Regions from separate parts of the Homo sapiens genome. Here region 2 is linked to region 1. Evidence: chromatin contacts called from ENCODE Hi-C data. All regions are on one chromosome and are shown on one strand. Each heading gives the region's core, a stretch centred on a gene start or an enhancer-like site at or near the end of the contact. The rest is flanking DNA. Distances are from core to core; before and after follow the strand shown.

Evidence for each region. Hi-C counts contacts between places; a loop is a spot of excess contacts on that map. Pooled maps may share reads with other maps.
Region 2: a loop to region 1 is called in a pooled map, with 6 times the contacts of the local background. The contact joins the enhancer-like site here to the promoter of SLC30A6-DT in region 1. A Hi-C loop is called at or near these places in 1 of 37 single-sample maps with no recorded cell type and 6 of 50 pooled maps.

Annotation. Positions count from the first base shown.
Region 1 is chr2:32,163,491-32,167,702 of GRCh38, reverse strand. SLC30A6-DT (SLC30A6 divergent transcript) reads left to right here and starts at 1,964. Exons shown (of 1, transcript NR_185886.1): 1 at 1,964-2,662. It overlaps SLC30A6 (solute carrier family 30 member 6), which reads right to left and starts at 1,839. Exons shown (of 14, transcript NM_017964.5): 1 at 1,800-1,839. The coding sequence starts at 1,802. RefSeq lists an enhancer at 3-519.
Region 2 is chr2:31,810,213-31,813,870 of GRCh38, reverse strand. No RefSeq gene overlaps it. Among named protein-coding and RNA genes, the nearest start is that of LINC01946, 8.1 kb to the right of the region's middle. RefSeq lists a silencer at 1,555-1,634. Within about 2 kb of position 1,675, at least 10 of the 41 ENCODE cell types and tissues checked have a DNase peak (open chromatin) inside an H3K27ac peak, as active enhancers do.

The DNA.
Region 1 (4,212 bases), core at 715-3,214:
CAGCTTTATGTAACAAAACTGGTGTGTGTGTGTGTGTGTTTGTGCATATAAAAGCACAAGGTACCACCAGAGCACAAAGGAGAAGCAACTAAGAGGATACTGGAACATGAGGGAAAGGTTCATGAAAAATAATTAAGGATATATAAGGGTTATTCTGATAAGGACAGCCGATAGAGAACAGAGAACAATTCTGGGGATGGAAGAGCATATGCAAATTAGGTACAAAGGCTCAATTAATACAGCATGATTTGCAAGCTATTCACTGTGGCTGAAATACGGATGTTGCATACATGTATGCATTAAAAAAAAAAAAAAAAAAAGAGTTTGTGGCCTGGCACGGTGGCTCACGCCTGTAATCCCAGCACTTTGGGAGGCAGAGGCGGGAGGATCACCTGAGGTCAGGAGTTCGCGATCAGCCTGACCAACATGGAGAAACCCCGTCTCTACTAAAAATACAAAATTAGCCAGGCGTGGTGGCGCATTCCTGTAATCCCAGCTGCTCGGGAAGGTGAGGCAGGAGAATCGCTTGAACCCGGGAGGCGGAAGTTGTGGTGAGCCGCGATCGCGCCATTGCACTCCAGCCTGGGCAACAAGAGTGGAACTCCGTCTCGAAAACAACAACAAAAAAAGAGGCTGTAAAAGTAAGAAGCTTGATAATGAGTGGCTTTGTATGCCATGCTAAACAGGACTTTATCTTGAGTGCTACAGAAAAAAAAAAAAGGAGAAAATTTGAGTAAGGGAGTGATGTGGTCAAATTTTAGAAATATAACTCTGGCTACAGGCTTCACAATGGTGAATGTTTTGAAGAAGAGCGTAACTGAAGGCTATTTGATCATTAGCCAAAAAGTGTAAACTTTTACCCATTTTCTGTGTGCAAAAGGATTACAGAAAATTTACAAAACATAAAGTGTGTGAATGAGGCATTTTCCCGACCATATCCACTTAAGTAAAAAACTTAGTACAGTGACAAAAGCTTAGGCACAGAAATGTGGTCTCTTTCTCATACGTAGGCTATCAATAAGTACTCCATAAATTTTTCTAATAAATGCATTTTCAAAAGGCACACGCCACTTGGACACTTCAAATCCCAACCAACTGCTTATCTTTAAAGTTCAGAGCTATATATTTGAGCTCTAAAGGCAAAGAATGACTAATTCTAACAAATTTGAGAGAAAACACCATATCCCAACAACCATAACGTCTACTGGGTCTTCCATTAGTTTCTACAAACCCAGAAATAAAGCAGCAATAAAATGTCCTACCAACACCTTGACTTTCTGTAGTTACTGCGCTTATGAAATTTGCTGCCGTAATCAGGCTACTTAATATTTAGTAAAGCCAAGTTGCAGAGTGAGACGTCTGCCCTAAAACCCTATTACTAACCTTTTTTTTTTTTTTCCGCTGGCGTTATCGCCACTGCTCTAAGAATCACTATTACAGTTGTTGCTGTGGACTTGTTTTCAGATCTTTTGTTGGTGGCCTAGTTGTTGACGCTGGCAAAAACTTTTATTACCTTAAAGAAATCTCGGCAGAGGGAAGTCAGAAACTCGCCAGGAGCTGAAAGCTCTGCCTGCAGCGGGGCCTAGATCGTGAGCGCCTGCGGAACAGGTGAGGGACCGAAAGGGACCAGAACTCTGAAGGGGAACATTTTGGGAGACAGCCGCTCCTGCCAAGGGGCCCGACTTCAACTCCAATGACCCCTCCTCTGGGTGGCTGAGGGATTTCAAGGTCGCTTCGGGACCAAATAAGATAAACCGAATCAGCTACAGCCGAAACCCTCACCCCAACAGCCAACTCACCATGATAAGGAGCTGCACAGCTCCCGCCGGAAGCCGTTCTGGGTGCTCGAGTTTTCCCAGAACGGAAGGGGTGGGGCACCAGTGGGCGATTGGCTGTGAGGAAAGCGTGGGAGGAAGTGCGTGCTCTGGCCTCCGGCTTCCGTCCCCTTCCCGGCTGTCCCTGCACTCCGTGGCGGAAGGCGGCTAGAGCGGCTCCCTCTGAGCTCTCCGAGAGATTGGTCGGGACCTGAAGCGTTGAGGTTAAGGGCAAGGCAAGGAGCAACGAGGAGTTTTTCGTTACGTTAGAAAAATTTCGTTGCGTGCTGAAGCGCTTTTACCTGTGTTGTATGATTTAACCTTATGAAAATGGACAGTATTCCAGTTTTACAAGTGAGGAAAGAAGATTAAGAAACTTGCCTCCGCCAGGCGTGGTGGTTCACTCCTGTAATCCCAGCACTTTCGGCGGCGAGGCAGGCGGATCACTTGAGGTCAGGAGTTCGAGACCAGCCTGGCCAACATGGTGAAACCCCGGCTCTACTAAAAATGCAAAAATTAGCCGGGCGTAGTGGCACGCGCCTGTAATCCCAGCTACTCTGGAGGCTGAGGCAGGAGAATCGCTTGAACCTAGGAGGCGGAGGTTGCAGTGAGCCGAGATCGCGCCACTACACTCCAGCCTGGGCGACAGCGCGAGACTCCGTCTCAAAAAAAAGAAACTTGCCTTGAGTCCTACATATAGTTTGCTGTAGTAGCAGAATTTGAACTCGGACCGACTAATGGTCTACTTAATAAAATGCTATTTGGATTCTCTATAAAATTAATAATATAGAAGTAATGTTAATTATAGAAAACTTGGAAAATATTAAATTCATTCGATAAAGATTGAATATGTAGCACGTGTGTTTGTCAGATACTGGTCTCGTGAAAATTATATTCTGGTAGGGAAGACAGAAAACAAGTAGGGATAAAGAAATTTTTAAAAGATATTCATAAGTAGTGTCGTGTAGAAAACTGGGTATAGGTTGAGTATCCTTCATCCCAAATGCTTAAGACCAGAACTGTTTCAGATTGTGGCTCTTTATCTTGGGGATGGGGCCAGAGGCTAAACTTGAAATTCATTTATGTTTCGTATACACCTTATGCACATAGCCTCAGGGTAATTTTATGCAATTTTAAAAATTGTGTGTGTATCAAACAAAATTTTGACTACAGCTTTTTACATGCGGTCAGGTGTGGAATTTTCCACTGTGGCATCGTGTTGATGATCAAAAAGTTTTGATTTTGGAGCATTTTAATTTCAGATGGTTGGATTAGGGTTGCTGAACATGTAATGGTATACAGAACAACTGAGTAGGTGTGGTGCTCACGTCTGTAATCCCAGCACTTTGGGAGGCCTAGGCGGGCGAATCACGAGGTCAGGAGTTTGAGACCAGCCTGGCCAACATGGTGAAACCCTGTCTGTACTAAAGATAAAAAAAATTAGCTGGGCGTAGTGGCGGGTGCCTGTAATCCCAGCTGCTAAGAAGGCTGAGGCAGGAGAATTGCTTGAACCCGGGAGGCAGAGGTTGCAGTGAGGCGAGATCGTGCCCCTGCTCTCCAGCCTGGGCAACAGTGCAACACTTCATCTCAAAAAAATAAATAAGAAGTAAAAAATAAATAAAATCGTAGGTATTATCATCTATCGACAATCTGTTCTCCACACTGCAGCCACAGTAATCTTTTTTAGTAGAGGAGAGGTCTTGCTATGTTGCGCAGGCTGGTCTGGAACTCCTGGGCTCAAGTGATCCTCCTGCCTCAGCCTCCCAAGATGCTAGCATTACAGGCATGAGCCAACACCCCTGTCCTATACCTAGGATTTAATGAACATTCAATATGTGGTAGGCAGTATTCTAAGAATTTGAGGCCAGGCACAGTGCCTCATGCCTGTAATCCCAGCACTTTGGGAGGCTGAGGCAGGCAGATCACTTGAGGTCAAGAGTTTGAGATCAGCCTGGCCAACATGGCAAAACCCCGTCTCTACTAAAAATATAAAACTTAGCCGGGTGTGGTGGCAGGCACCTGTAATCTCAGCTACTCGGGAGGCTGAGGCAGGAGAATTGCTTGAACCCAGGAGGCGGAGGTTGCACTGAGCTGAGATGAAGCCTGGGTGAGAGAGATTCCATCTCAAAAAAAAAAAAAAAAAGCCGGGTGCAGTGGCTCATGCCTGTAATCCCAGCACTTTGGGAGGCCAAAGCGGGTGGATCACGAGGTCAGGTTTTTGAGACTAGCCTGGCCAACATAGTGAAACCCCGTCTCTATTGAAAATAGCCAGGTGTGGTGGCAGGAGCCTGTAATCCCAGCTACTCAGGAGGCTGAGGCAGGAGAATCACTTGAACCTGGGAGGCAGAGGTTGCAGTGGGCCGAGATCGTGCCATTGCACTCCAGCCCAGGCGACAGT
Region 2 (3,658 bases), core at 426-2,925, 350 kb after region 1:
ATTAAAGTATTGATATGGACAGGAGGCAGGGAAATACTGGGTAGAAGAAGGTGGGGTCCCTGGAGAGGGCTTCATCCTCAGGCCTGGACCCATGGCCCTAAATGAAAACATGCATTCCTGTTTTCCTGCCCAAATGTTGCCTTTTCCAAAATGACCCTGGCCCACCAAGCCCCCCATTCTGTACTCATAAAAGGCCCAAGCTCCACTGGCAGAGGAGCAGAGTGGCATGGCAGAGGAGGAGAGAAGAGAAGAAGCATCTGAACGTTGAGAAGAAGCATCTGAACGTTGAGAGGAGTTCAGTTGGGGATGGTTGGGAGGCACCCTGGCTCCTGCGCCTGCTCACCTGTGTGCTCCCCCTCCCGCAAGGGGAAGGTGAAGACTATCTTCCTACTCCATCCACTTTCTAGCTCCCCATCCTGCTGAGAGCCACTTCCATTGCTCAATAAAATCTTCTGCATACACCATCCTTTGATCCGTTCGTATGACCTGATTCTTCCTGGATGCCAGACAAGAATTCGAGATGCATTGGGTGTGGGGACCCAAAAAGGCTGTCACACTGACTCTTCACTGAGCTGTTCAGCACTTAAGCCATCCGTGGATGGGAAAGCTAAAAGAGCATTGTTTGTAACACATGCTTTCTGGGGCTCCAGAGGTCGCGGGCAACTCCTAGATGCTGCTGTGGGCTGGCTGGTGGCCAAAGGCACTTGCCCTGGCTCTTGCACCTGCTCACCTGTGTGCTCCCCTTTCCACAAGGGGTTCGAGGGTGGTAGCTGAGTAAAATGAGCCACACCAGTGTTGCAAGTCCCAGGAAGGGGTCAAGGGATCTCTCCCATCTCAGCGTTTTATCCAAAGTCTTTAAAAAGAAGTGGGTTGGATTTTATATCTATGACTTAATAGTATTTAGGGGAGAATAAGAACCCCCTGAATATAACTGACCAAACAAAAACCCAAACTCACAAAAATGAAAACACTCTATATACCAAATACAGAATTCTATGTTAACTGGTTTTGTAAGATGTCAGAAAGACCTGTGTTCTAATTTCTGTTCTGATTCAGTTGTTTAACTTTGGACAGCTTGATAGTCTCTCAGAGCCTCTGCTCCTCACTAAAAGAGGGAGTATAATATTTTACCAATAGAGATGTGGTGAGGAGTGAGAGAAGTGATCTCTGGGAGAGTGCCTGGACCACATGATTCATAAATGATTATTTAGGGCCCTCTTCTTTACCTTGAAGAATAGCCAGGGTTGACAGTTTAGGGTGCAGACACACAATTTGTTTCAGTGCTTAAGCCAAGTCCCATCTCCTCTTTACTCCTTCTGCTCCTGTACCCTCTCCTGCAGTGTGAATGAGAGAAGTTCTCTTCTTTTGATATACAGGTTTGGATAGAAGTAGCCAGGAGAGTGACCTGTCTGTCTTCTTTCTTGCTGTCCTGTGTCCTTGGTCTTGTTTACAGAAGGCTGTAGCCTCAGTGCTCTGGCCAAGCCAGGCTCTAGTGTTGAGTCATCATGACTGAGATAACATGGGGTGAGTTGACAAGCTATGTGGGGTGCTCAGAGCTGGTGTTTTCAAATTCTTTTGAACTGCTTTAGAGAGGGCACCAGCCTTGGTTTAGGCAAACTTCCTCCCCATGACAGTCAGACTTCTCCTCTAACCTTCTAGATGTCCTACGCTCTGTCAGGGCAAGGAGTGTGGTCCGGATGTCTGATTCTAAGAGGAAGTGCTTCTGTTCTTGCTTTCAGTTCTGATTCTGTCTTTAAACTTCAGGTTTTCTTTTTCCAGGGGGATTTAAATTATGTTACAAGCTTGCTGTAGGCCAAATGCTTTATATCCATTAACCCACTTAATTCTTACAATGGCCCTGCAAGATCTCATTTTACAGATGAGAAAATTGAGACTTTAATAGCTATTAGGACTTGTGCAAAGCAACATAGTGATAGTACTATTGAAGCCCAGATATGTTTTACTTGAAAGCTATTAAATATTTTCTCTCTCAATTGTATTTACCTTCTTCCCCCTTAATGCCACAGCCCCACAGGAGAGGTATCCTGGCCTGGGGCAAGTACTAATTTAAAGGATTAATTTGCCCAGTAAATCCCGAGATGGGTTCTCTTTCTCTAATGGTCTCATCCCTAAGATGTCATTATAAAAACTTTGCCAGCTGGGAAAAGATGCAAAGGACTCCATAGCATCAATGAGTACAGCATGTGCTCATAAAACTGGTGCTTTAAAAACAGCTACATTTTACTGAGAGAATTAAATAACCAAAAATCAAGGCCAAGTCTTGCAATTAAACAACTGGAGCTGCATTAATTATCTATGAACGGTATTCTGACGAGGTCTTTGGTTCTAAGATTTTGAAGGAAGCAAGAAGAGTACAGTATTCAGTGTTCTATGAGACAGAAGATCCGGTCTTCTCAAGTTAGAAGGTCTTTTTGGGAAAAGTTATGATAACTGAATTATTTTATTGTTTTGCTATTTAAAAAGCTCTTTTAAGCCTACAGAGCAGAACAAGCTGGCTCATCTCTGAGCACCAGGGCTAGATCAAAAGTGCATCAACTTTTTTGAAACCAAAACCAAAACAAACATAAATGATATTTCTTCTAAAATTGAAAAATAAAAATTAATGGGGAATAGTCTGGAAGATGGGGTAAAAAGAAGGACAATTGGATTTTTTTTTTTTTTTTTGGAAACAGTTTTACTTTGTTGCCCAGGCTGGAGTGCAGTGGCACGATCTCGGCTCACTGCAACCTCTGCCTCCTGGGTTCAAGCAATTCTCATGCCTCAGGCTCCTGGGTAGCTGGGATTACAGGCGCCTGCCACCATGCCTGGCTGTTTTTTTCTTTTTTTTGCATTTTAGTAGAGATGGGGTTTCACCATGTTGGCCAGGTTCGTCTTGAACTCCTGAGCTCAGGCAATCTGCCCGTCTCAGCCTCCCAAAGTGCTAGGATTACAGGTGTGAGCCACTGCACCCAGCCAGATTTTTTAAGAATTGAACTTTCGTTCAGAATTTGAACTCAGTGTTAATTGAATCTGTTTGAACTTTCATTCAAATGTAAAGGTCTGGTCCCAGGACTAGAAGAGTTACTGTAACATTATACGAGAGACTCTCCTCTGTTATTCACATTTAAGTTTAGCAATTGGTGCAACGGTATTCTCTTGCTAGTCTGAATGGATGTAGAAGCGTGCATGGACAGACAGTGAGTATAAACTGTTAGCCTCACCCAGAAATAATCTTAGAACTCACTGCAACAGATACAAATCTTATCTAACAAAACATTTGGGGCTTAAGGTGGCTTTTTAATTTCAAGCAGTATTCAACATGGCATACTTTTATTGTCTTAGAATTTATTTATTCTTTTAGATGTTTAAAACATTGAACAGATGAGAACACTGAGGCCCAATATGACAACACAAACCCCTCTAGTTGGCTAACTTTAGCTGTGGGTTTAATCTGTGACTGTCAAGTAACTTGATTCTGTAGCAGCTGCAGAACAAACAACATAGGCTTTGGAGTCAGGTTCTATTTATATTTGTGGCCTTTGGAAATGCATTCGTAATTCTTAAAATTTATTGTACATACAAATAACATGGGGATCTTGTTGAATGCAGATTCTAATTCAGGAGGTCCAGGGTGAGGCCTGAGATTCTGTATTTCTAA